Linked DNA regions of Homo sapiens: region 2 is linked to region 1. Evidence: read pairs that join two places in POLR2A ChIA-PET (ENCODE). Cell type or tissue: OCI-LY7. All regions are shown on one strand. Region 1 overlaps SYNE3 (spectrin repeat containing nuclear envelope family member 3). Region 2 overlaps SYNE3 (spectrin repeat containing nuclear envelope family member 3).

What was found. ChIA-PET counts read pairs that join two places held together with the same protein. Peaks named below come from ENCODE experiments on the same cell type or tissue, not always from the same donor. Only the 100,000 strongest peaks of a DNase experiment are listed, where the experiment ranks them.
Region 2: POLR2A ChIA-PET joins it to region 1 with 10 read pairs; 3 of 35 experiments call an interaction of 5 or more read pairs at or near these places.

What each region holds. Positions count from the first base shown.
Region 1 is chr14:95,439,920-95,444,919 of GRCh38, forward strand. It overlaps SYNE3 (spectrin repeat containing nuclear envelope family member 3), which reads right to left. Exons shown (of 18, transcript NM_152592.6): 10 at 4,566-4,709; 11 at 3,236-3,370; 12 at 1-156. Among named protein-coding and RNA genes, the nearest start is that of SYNE3-AS1, 74 kb to the right of the region's middle. In OCI-LY7, CTCF peaks have their summits at 2,750 (motif pointing right) and 2,952; DNase peaks (open chromatin) are centred at 2,272 and 2,812; H3K27ac peaks cover 2,113 bases.
Region 2 is chr14:95,493,785-95,498,784 of GRCh38, forward strand. The region is part of intron 1 of SYNE3 (spectrin repeat containing nuclear envelope family member 3); the gene reads right to left. Among named protein-coding and RNA genes, the nearest start is that of SYNE3-AS1, 20 kb to the right of the region's middle. RefSeq lists enhancers at 1,452-1,953, 1,842-1,941. In OCI-LY7, no CTCF peak of the experiment used is centred here; DNase peaks (open chromatin) are centred at 1,927 and 4,047; H3K4me3 peaks cover 1,337 bases; H3K27ac peaks cover 3,587 bases.

The DNA.
Region 1 (5,000 bases):
CTCGGCCTCTTGGGACTCGGCATCCCCCGGGCCCGCCTCTCCCCGGTGTGCCTCCAGCTTTTGCGTGGTCACAACGATCCACTGCCGCAGCTCCAGCAGCTGGTGGCTGAAGGTGCAGTGCTCCTGCACACTCTGCCGACACCTGTCCACAAGGTCCTGCAGCACAGCCCGGGGAGCCCAGGGCATCCTGAGTGCTGGCCGAGGGGGAGACCCCCGCACCACCCCCACCCTGCAGGGCTCTCACACCCGCTGGGGACCCCAGGGCTCCCCACCAAGTAGCACCACAAGAGGCTGGGCTGGCCCTTCCCTCCACACAGCACAAGGAATTTACCCTTGGAAGATCAAATCTGGTTTAAAGCCTATCTTACTTTTAGGAAAACGACCAAGTCTAGGTGAGGGTGGGGGAAATTGGATCTCCTGTCCACCACTGATCCAAGTGTAAATTGGCTCAACCACTTGTGGAAACCACGGGTCAGAATCTACCCAAATGGAACGTGGCTGTAGCTGATGGCCCAGCCATTCCACTCCCGGTGTATGTCCCAGAAATGGGAACATATCCTCACCCAAGGTCATACATGTGACAGCCCCAAGTTGGAAACTATCCAAGTGCCCATCAAGAGTAGAATGAATAAATACACGGTGGTATATTCACACAATGGAATGTTTTACAGCAGCAAGAATGAACAGTCTATAACCACATGCAATACAGCAGATGAATTTACAACCATCATCTGGAGAGCTAAAGGCCAGGCACAAAAGAAAACATTCTGTCCAATTCAATTTAAATGAAGGATAACATCAGGCAAGCCCAAGCTATGTTGCGGGAAGCATGAAGTCAGAGCCCCCCTTGAGGGTCGGGAATGGTGAGCTGGGCATGACCGCAGGCACAGAGGCTTTGGGAGGCTGGTAATATTCTGTGTTTTAGTTGGGTGCTGGTAACACAGATGCATTTAATTTTTAAAAAAAGTAATCGAGCTGCACACTCAGATATTCACGTTCAGTCTTTCTTTGTTCTTTTTCCTGAGTACTGTTTCCTGGGCCAATCTATTGTTCAGCTCTCTGTCACCAGGAAAGGTGGACACTGTCCCCAGAAGGGCAGCCATTCTCTATGCCTCTGGCCACCCAGCCTGAGACCCTTGGAGCTTTCTTTACATAGCCTGCCATGAACCAGTCAGACCCCAGGGCCTGCCGTTCCCATTCCAGCTGTGTTCCTTGAATAAGGTCATCATGACTCTCTGCAGGGCTACCATAGGCCCTGCCTTCTACATTCCACAGACACTGACTGAGATCGCTGGATACCAGGCCCATACCAGGGGCTGGGGAGACTGCTGCCTCTGTCCTCAGTGAGCCATCAATGAGGGCCTGAGAAGTTATCTAAAACTCCACTTCTCTGAGTTGTCCCTACCACTGTCCCCTCCTGGTCCCTGTGTGCCAACATTAGACCAGACGCCTCCAAGGGCTTCCCGTACATAGAGCTGTGATCTCCAACATCAGATACCTGCCCCCCAGGGGGACACAGAGACTGCCTCGCTGTGGGGAAGGACATATTAGATTAACAAGCACTGGGTACCAAAATAATAAAAGGGCAATTTCTCTTTAAAGAAGAATATAAACAATCAATAAGAATTGGAATATCATCATTTTGCAACACCGAGTGATGCTCAGTTAACGCTGCTTCTCGTAACGACTAATCTAGCCCATCATTTGGATGGAGGTATTAGGAGACTTTTGCTGCTTCTACGGGTTTCTATGGGCTCCTGAGGAGTGAGGACAGTGTGTCCTATTTCTCTACTGCCTCGACCTTGAAACTACTAACTGCTAGTTTATTGAATGTAATTAAATGAATTCAACCAGACATTAATCGTCACTTACACCAATGGGGCTCCACAGGTGATGCCTTATGTCCTGGAAACTGGTGGGGAGGGTTTGCAGTTGCTGCGATAGAGGTGGTGAGGGTGATACTAGGTGGAGTGAGAGGGATGGGTGCTCGCATTCCACCCTGGGGTGGATAGTCCACAAATGCAGAATTTGCCCACATCCCACACGATTTTCTCATGTCCTCCTAATATCTACAGCAGTAAAAAACCTGCTTGGCATGACCTGAGCTCAGACTGTCACTCCAATCAACACACAAACACAAGGAAGATTTTGCAGTTTTAACAAACATACTGACTTCTCTAGAGCTGCACCCTTTGTGTAAGTGGATGGAAGACTGCTCTTGGGTTTGATCAAAGTGCTATCAAGCGTTGTTCCCATTTCAGAAAACCACATCACTAGAGGCCGTGATGGTTGTGCCACCTGACACAGCATTTGCGGCTGTCACACAGGGAGGGCACGTTCTGACCACCTCCTTATGTCTTGAGTGTGGCCATCTGGGAGTACTTACATATTGGACAATATTGTATTATAATTACTTTCCTTTGATTTCTCTTTTCTATTTCCTGGGTGGGTATATTCCCTATGAATTTCAGGAGTGTAAAGAGGAGGTTAGGAATGTTTGGTATGAAATAGGGCGTGCAATGTCAGGTAGGAGGGAGAGCTCTCACTGCCTCACTGGGTTTTCTTGAGGTGTGAGCACCAGAGACCCTGCTTTATACTCCTCAGGGCTTGTTACAACGGCAGACCCAGGACTCCATCTGAATCAGTGTCACAGTGGGGCCTGGAGTCTGCATTTCCACTTGTCCTCAGGCCAGTTTTGAAGGAGCTTTGAGTTCCATCCCTACTGCTGGAAGGGGACTGAATCCTGGACAAACCCTAGAAAGAGCTGAGGTGGCCACTAGAGGGCACTGGCGATGAAGCTCTGTGGCCTCCAGGCCTTGTGCAGGCTGCAAGGGACCCGAGGCCGCCTGTGTTCTGGGCTGCCTAAGGATCTCAGCAGCCTGCTCTCTTCTTTTGCCGCTTGGCCCTAATCTCAATATGTAATTGTGCATTGGCTTGTTTGCTTGATGATTAATTGTCCATCTACCCAACTGGGGCGTAACTCCCAGGAGAGCAGGGGCCTGGGCTGTCATGCTCTGCTACCTCCATCCTTAGGGCCACCTAGAACACTGCCTGGCATATGGGAGGTGCTCAATAATTGTCTGTTGTATGAATGAGGAAGGGAAGAAAACAGGGAGAAAGAAAAAAGAGAGGTTAGAAGGAATGAAGGCAGGAAAGGGGAAGAAAGGCCCCAGGCGTGTTGGATGACAGGGGCCGGCTCTCTGTCAAAGCACAGGCCCTTCTGCCAGCCCCTTACCTCCAGAGACCTCTGCAGGGCCTGGAAGTCGGAGGAAAGCTGGTCCATTTTGTGCTGGTGGTTGGGGTTCTCCTGGACCAGAGGCCTTGCAGCCTCCATCTGTGCCCCCAAGTCCAGCCCCTCTTCCTGCAGCCCCTGCAGTAGAGAAGGGAACAGGTAGGCTAATCTTCCCACCTCTCCCTCCCTTGGGGTGGCCGATCAGGGCAGAGCCTCTGAGTGGGAGAGCCTGGGAGGGGTGAATTCCCCAAGGCGGTGGGGCTCTTTCATACCAGCGGAAGTACCAACCACATGGCTGGTCTGATGGGCCCACTCTCAGGGCTGGAGAGATTTTAAAAATCAGACAAAAATATTCTGGGACACCATGAAAATAAACTCTGCTACAAGACAGATGGCATCTCTGGGGACAAACTCACATTGGGACTCATACTTGATGACCACCTCTCATTATGAGGAAACACGTCCCAATTTTAGTTTTAAAACCCAAAATGCACTATTTTTTTTCTTTTTTTGGAGACAGAGTCTCACTCTGTCGCCCAGGCTGGAGCACAGTGGCACAATGTGGGCTCACTGCAACCTCTGCCTCCTGGGTTCAAGTGATTCTGGTGCCTCGGCCTCCCAAGTAGCTGGGGTTACAGATTCCCGCCACCACGCCTGGCTAAATTTTTTGCTTTTTTAAAAAAAATTTTTTATTTTAAGTAGAGACAGGGTTTCACCATGTTGCCCAGGCTGATCTCAAAATCCTAAAGTCAGGCAATCTGCTCACCTCCCAAAGTGCTGGGATTACAGGCGTGAGCCACCGCTCCCGGCCTAAAATGCACTATTTTTAATGTCTTCTAGAGAACACTCTCAATTTATGTATGAGCTGTGCTTGGGTTTTAAAGAGAGAACTATTGTATCACGCGCATTTTAAAAAACCATCAAGTTCCTTATCCAGCCAACAATGATCAACGGTCAGCCTACTTACAGTCCACGTTTCAGAACATTTATTCTTAATCCCAAAGTTGGTTTAACTGAACACCTCTGGACTCATTAAGAATACTTAGCAAAGCAATTCTAAAAACAAATACCAATGTTAGACTTTGGAACTGAGGAGTAAACAGAAAGACAGTTTGTCATTTTGCTGAGCTCAAGACTCAGTTGTTTGAGGTCAGGAACCATCAGATAAATAAGCAGAGGTTCTGTTGAGGTGAAAGGTCAGATCTCAACTAAGGGTCTAAATTTCTGGCTCACGGCAGCTGTTGCTTTGCTGGTTACTGCTAGAGGGAGACGCTGCTTCCAGGTGCAGCTGAGCACCTGGGCAGGAGTGATTCAGGCCTCACAGACCCCTCACCTGCAACCTTGAGAGCTGGGCCTGTTTTCCAGGAAGGTCCCGCTGAAGCCCCTTCTCGGCTTGGACCCTGACCTGGAGGTCCAAGAGCTTCCTCTGCAGGGGCTCAAAAGCTGCTCCAAAGTCTTTGTGCTGAGCGAGCAGGCTCTGCAGAGACACAGGACAGTGTGCACATTAAGAGCGTTCCTCATGAGCACCGTGTTGTGAGACCCGACCCGTTCAGCCAGGCTGCTCTTCGTCTCGGCCAGCTCATGCTCATTCAGGCGCCACCCCCTCCAGGAAGCCTTCCCTGAGCCCTGATGGAGTTGGGTGCCTCTCCTTAGGGTCACTACAGCGTCCTCACAGAACACTTTGGCCACATCCCTCCAGAACTGGGGCAAGCTACACCCCTCCACCCACCGACCAAATCCCACCAGAGGCCTGTTTTTGTAAATAAAG
Region 2 (5,000 bases), 54 kb after region 1:
TCTCAACCCAACAGCCCATCATTTGGTGTTTGGAATTCCGGTGAGGAATAAACTCCCCCTGTGAAAGCTACTCAATCCAATTCAATAGCATTTGTTGAGATAATTTTTTTTTAATTTTATACTTGAAAGGTAGGTCTTAATATTCATTCCTGTTTTATAGATGAGAATACTGAAGCTGAGCAGTTTCATGGCCTGCCCAAGATTCCAGAGATAGTAGCTGGGAGGCGAGAATTCAAATCTAACACCATTTAGCCAGGTGTGGTGGTGCCTGCCTGCAATCCCAGCTACTCAGGAGGCTGAGGTAGAAGGAGTTTGAAGCCAGCCTGGGCAACAAAGTGAGACCCCTGACTCTTAAAAAAAAGAAAAAAAAAAGACCATTTGACTTCCACATCCAGATGTGCCTGGCGCGGTGCCACTAGGGCCTATAGGTTTCAAGCTCGGGTTCTCCAGATCACAAGCTCTAAATGAGAGTGCTATGGGTGTTAAATGCAGAGGCACAGAGCCTAGAGAAAGGAGCAATGATTCTTATGAAGATTCCAGGAGAGGCTCATAGAGGAAGGGATACCCTGGCTGGGATGTGAAGGATGAGCAGGGTCTGAATAAGATGAGAAGTGGGAAAGGGCATAACGAGTGGATGGACTGGCGAGACCAAAAGCTGGGAGATGGGGAAGTGCAAGGCCAAGTTCAGGCTGCAGGATGGGTTTGGCAATTGTTAACAAAGAGAGACGGGAGGAGGCCATACTGGAGAGCAGGCTGAGGGGACTGAACAGCACAGGATTCCAAAGGGTTGTGTGGGTTTTACTCTGTGGGCAATAGGGAGCCAGTGAGGGTTTGTGAGCAAGAGAGTGGCACAGCCTACTCAGTGACAGGACCCACAAGCAGTCAGGGCAGCATCTGCTCAATGGTGTGAAAACCACACTGGACCAAGCAGGGCCCTTGCAACAGGGCACCTTAAGTCACATGCTAGGAAATGCCTTGTAAGGTGCCGTTTAACCCTAAGGCATCCTATTTATTGTAAACCTGCTCTTCAAAAAAAAGGCCATGGGTGCTGGGCGCCGTGGCTCATGCCTGTAATCCCAGCACTTTGGGAGGCTGAGGTGTGTGGATCGCCTGAGGTCAGGCGTTCGAGCCAGCCTGGCCAGCATGGTGAAACCCCGTCTCTACTAAAAATACAAAAATCAGTTGGGCGTGGTGGCAGGCACCTGTAATCCCAGCTATTCAGGAAGCTGAGGCAGGAGAATCGCTTGAACCTGGGAGGCGGAGGTTGCAGTGAGCCGAGATCATGCCATTGCACTCCAGCCTGGGCAACAGAGCGAGACTCAGTCTCAAAAAAAAAAAGAAAGAAAAGAAAAGAAAGAAAAAAAAGGCCATGGGTTCAGATAGAAGGGTCTTTTCTCAAGAACTGATTAAGCTTGCCAATGTCTAATGAACTGTGAGAGCAGCCTCCATTCCTTCCAAGAGTGTCTGTGCCCAGTCTGTCCTTACAGTCCTTTTCCCAGCAAAATGCCCAGCCGGGCCCACCTTGGACAATGCTGTTTGACAGTTAAGGAGTCTCCTGCCTGCTGCTACCCTGTCTCCTGCTCTGGGTTCATCTGCGACCCTATGATTGTCCTGGTAGGTGTCAAGGTTATCACTGGGTCTTGATCTTAGGGTGCCAAAGGAGACTCCTGTTGGTTGGGTAAAATGTTATCAAATGCTACTCACAATGGCAATAGTTCCCATGGGTGAGGCCTGCTGTGTGCCAGGCACTGGGCAGACACCATGAAGGCCCCCATCAACCTTCAAATCAGGGGTCATCGTGCTGCCTGACAGATGGGGAAACTGAAGCTGGCTCTCCTGCCCACGTCAGACAGTGACTGAGGCACCAAGTCAGAAGCAAGGCCAGGCCTGCATGGCTCCAGCACCTGTGCCAGGCTGTAAAATGTCGGCAGAATGAGGAAGTGAATCAGGAAGGCAAGGGAGGAGGGTTCCTTTTTGACTCAGAACAGGATTTCCCATCTCACACCCAACTGACTGAGAGACAGACGGGGTGGAGGGTGAGCCCCAGTGGCTCATGCTGGACTGTCCCCCGTGAACAGTCCTAAGCCTGGGACAAGCCCGAGGGGCCAGTGAGGCTTGGGGTTATGGCAGCTGGGCCTGCGAAGCCTTCCCCAGTGGGCCTCTCAAGAGTATGGCTTGAAATGAATCAGGCAGAGCACCTTGACAGGGCAGCGGCTCCAAAACCCAGGTCTCTCCCACCTCTCATTCCACTCAGAGGGGCCGGGAGAAGATGAAGGCCATGCCCTAAAAGGACCCTAAGTGGATGGGCAGAGAGTCAGGTTGTGGTCGTCTTGTCTTCTGATCAAGAACTATACCAGACCCAATTTCTCTCCTTTCCAAAGCTTGGGAGATGCTTAATTCACTTAATGACAAATCCTTCAAAGCCTATGCCAGACACTGTGGTCAGTGTTGAAGATCACAGAGATGAACCAAACAGATAAGAGCATCCTGCCCTGACAAAGCTCAATGTCTCTTTCTTCTTCTGCAAAGTGAGTGTTGCATTTGGAGGATTCTCAACACTGTGGACTCCCTCCCCTGATCCCTCCACTCCAGTCTCTCTAACATGGCATTTCTTAACATGGGACCTTCTGGAATCCACCCATTTATGAATGTCCTGTGGGAAGCCCTAGCTAAATTCACATTCCAAAATGTGTCTGTGAGCTGGGGATTTTAACCAGCCTCCTCTGACATCATTCCTGGGATCGGGGGTGGGACCTGGATGGGCCACGAGGGCTCCATGAAATCTTAGGAAGCTTGTTCTCCTGGTGAGAACGTCTGGAATTCCCTCCTCCTCCCCTAAGACCCCCTATCTCACAGAAGATAAGAATATGTTTGCCACAAGCAATCCACAGTGTCCATCATTACATTCTCATTGTAAACAGCTCAGAATATTCTATGGAGTGAAGGTCACAAACTTTCTTGAACCACTTCCTTTTTCTTGGACAGTTATATTGCATTTATGTTTTCTCCAGGCAACTCAAATATTTGCAAAGTTATCATTTATGTAGCAAGTGAGCAAGCTGTGGAGTCTTCCAGCCATGAAGCAGCACTCCTGCCGGGCTCAACTATCCACTCTCGTACTCTTACACCCAAATGGTATTTTTCTGATCCGGAGCCATTGTTTTCTTAGGGCTCTGCACTTGCTCTTTAGCATCAGCTGCTGGCCCTCTTTTCAGGGCCATTTTAAACAAAGAAATAAAATTTGTGGTCACTTGGCCCGAGCTGGAAGATTAGGGCCAATTCAAATCTGGATGGTGTGAGGCTCCAGGGCTGGGCTGAGGGGGCCTGGCAGGGCTCACTCCTGGTGAGTCACTGCCCCAGCCCCTGTCCCCCCACACAGGGATTCACAAAGGCCTGCTTTTCCTGGGACACTTCCTAACAGCTGCTAAGGATTCAAACCTGACTTTGCTGCCAAATAAGCTATGTGGTCTTAGCCCAGTATATTTAACTCCTCTGACTTTGCCTTCTCATCTGTAATATGGGGATGGTATTAGCATAAACTTCTCACTGCAGATCTGAAGACTAGGTGAGTTCATATTGGTAAAGTGCTTAGAACAATGCTGGCACACAGTAGGTGCTATATAACAAATAAATAATAAATTTGCAAATGTGACAGTTTTCCCGAGGGGAGAAAAAAAAAGATGCAATATAACAGTCCAGCAAGGAAAGTTTGTGACATCCACCCACTCTACAGCATAATCTGGCCATTTACAACGAGAAATTAACACCCTAGAATAATGCACGGTCTGCAGAGAAAAAGAGCAGACTGCAAAGCGCTGCACTCTAGAGCGAGGGTTGGCAGACTGTTTCTGGAGACGGTCAGAGAGCAAGGCTTTTAGGCTTTACAAGCCATATGGTCTCCGTCACATCTCCTCAAATCTGTCATGGTAGCATGAAAATAGCCACAGATAGCATGTAAATAAATGAGCATGACTGCGTTCCAACAAAACTTTATTTACAAAAACAGGTGGCATTTGACCAGCAGGCCACAGTTTGTCAACCCCTCCTGTGCAAATCATTCAAAAACTGTCAAAAAAAGATGAAGAATGAAGCCGGATGCAGTGCCACGTGCCTGTAATCCCCACAATTAGAGAGCCTTAGTCAGAAAGACCTCTTGAGCCCAGAATCCAAGGCTGCAGTGAGCTGTGACAGGAGCGCCACTGCACTCCCCTCCAGCCTGGGTGACAGGACAAGATCCCAACTCTTAAAAAAAAAAAAAAGGAAAAAAGTAGCATCATAGAGCAGTGAAATCATGTGTACATTTCTAAGATTTCAATTTCCTTAAAGTGGTATTAACAATTTTTTTTAAAAAAATTAGAGGCTTTTAAAGTTACATTTTAATCACAATTAAAAGATTTTTGTTTGTTTGTTTGTTTTGTTTTTTTGAGATGGAGTCTTGCTCTGTCACCCAGGCTGGAGTGTAGTGGCATAATCTTGGCTCACTACAACCTCCACCTACCGGGTTCAAGCGATTCTCCTGCCTCAGCCTCCCAAGTAGCTGGGATTCCATTCATTTCACCAGAAATCTGGGATTATAGGCATGCACCACCATAGCCAGCTAATTTTTGCATTTTTAATAAAGACAGGGTTTCACCATGTTGGCCAGGCTGGTCTCGAACTCCTGACCTCAGGTGATCCGCCTGCCTCAGCCGCCCAAAGTGATGGGATTACAGGCGTGAGCCACCGCTCTGGGCCTACAAATTCAAAGATTTCATAGTTCCACTAGACTTTCAGAAAAAGTTAAGAGTATTAAGTCCAGCATTCAAGTTACATGAGACAGAAAAGGTACAGACTTTGAAGTATGTATAGAATAGGACTGCATCTGTCTTCTCCATCTACTAGCTGTGTGACTCAGGCAAGTGTATTCACCTGTCTGTTCCCCAGATTCCTCATTTGTAAAATGAGGATGACAATGGCACCCATAAGCATGCAAAGAGCCTGGCACTGAGTGAGCCTGGTGC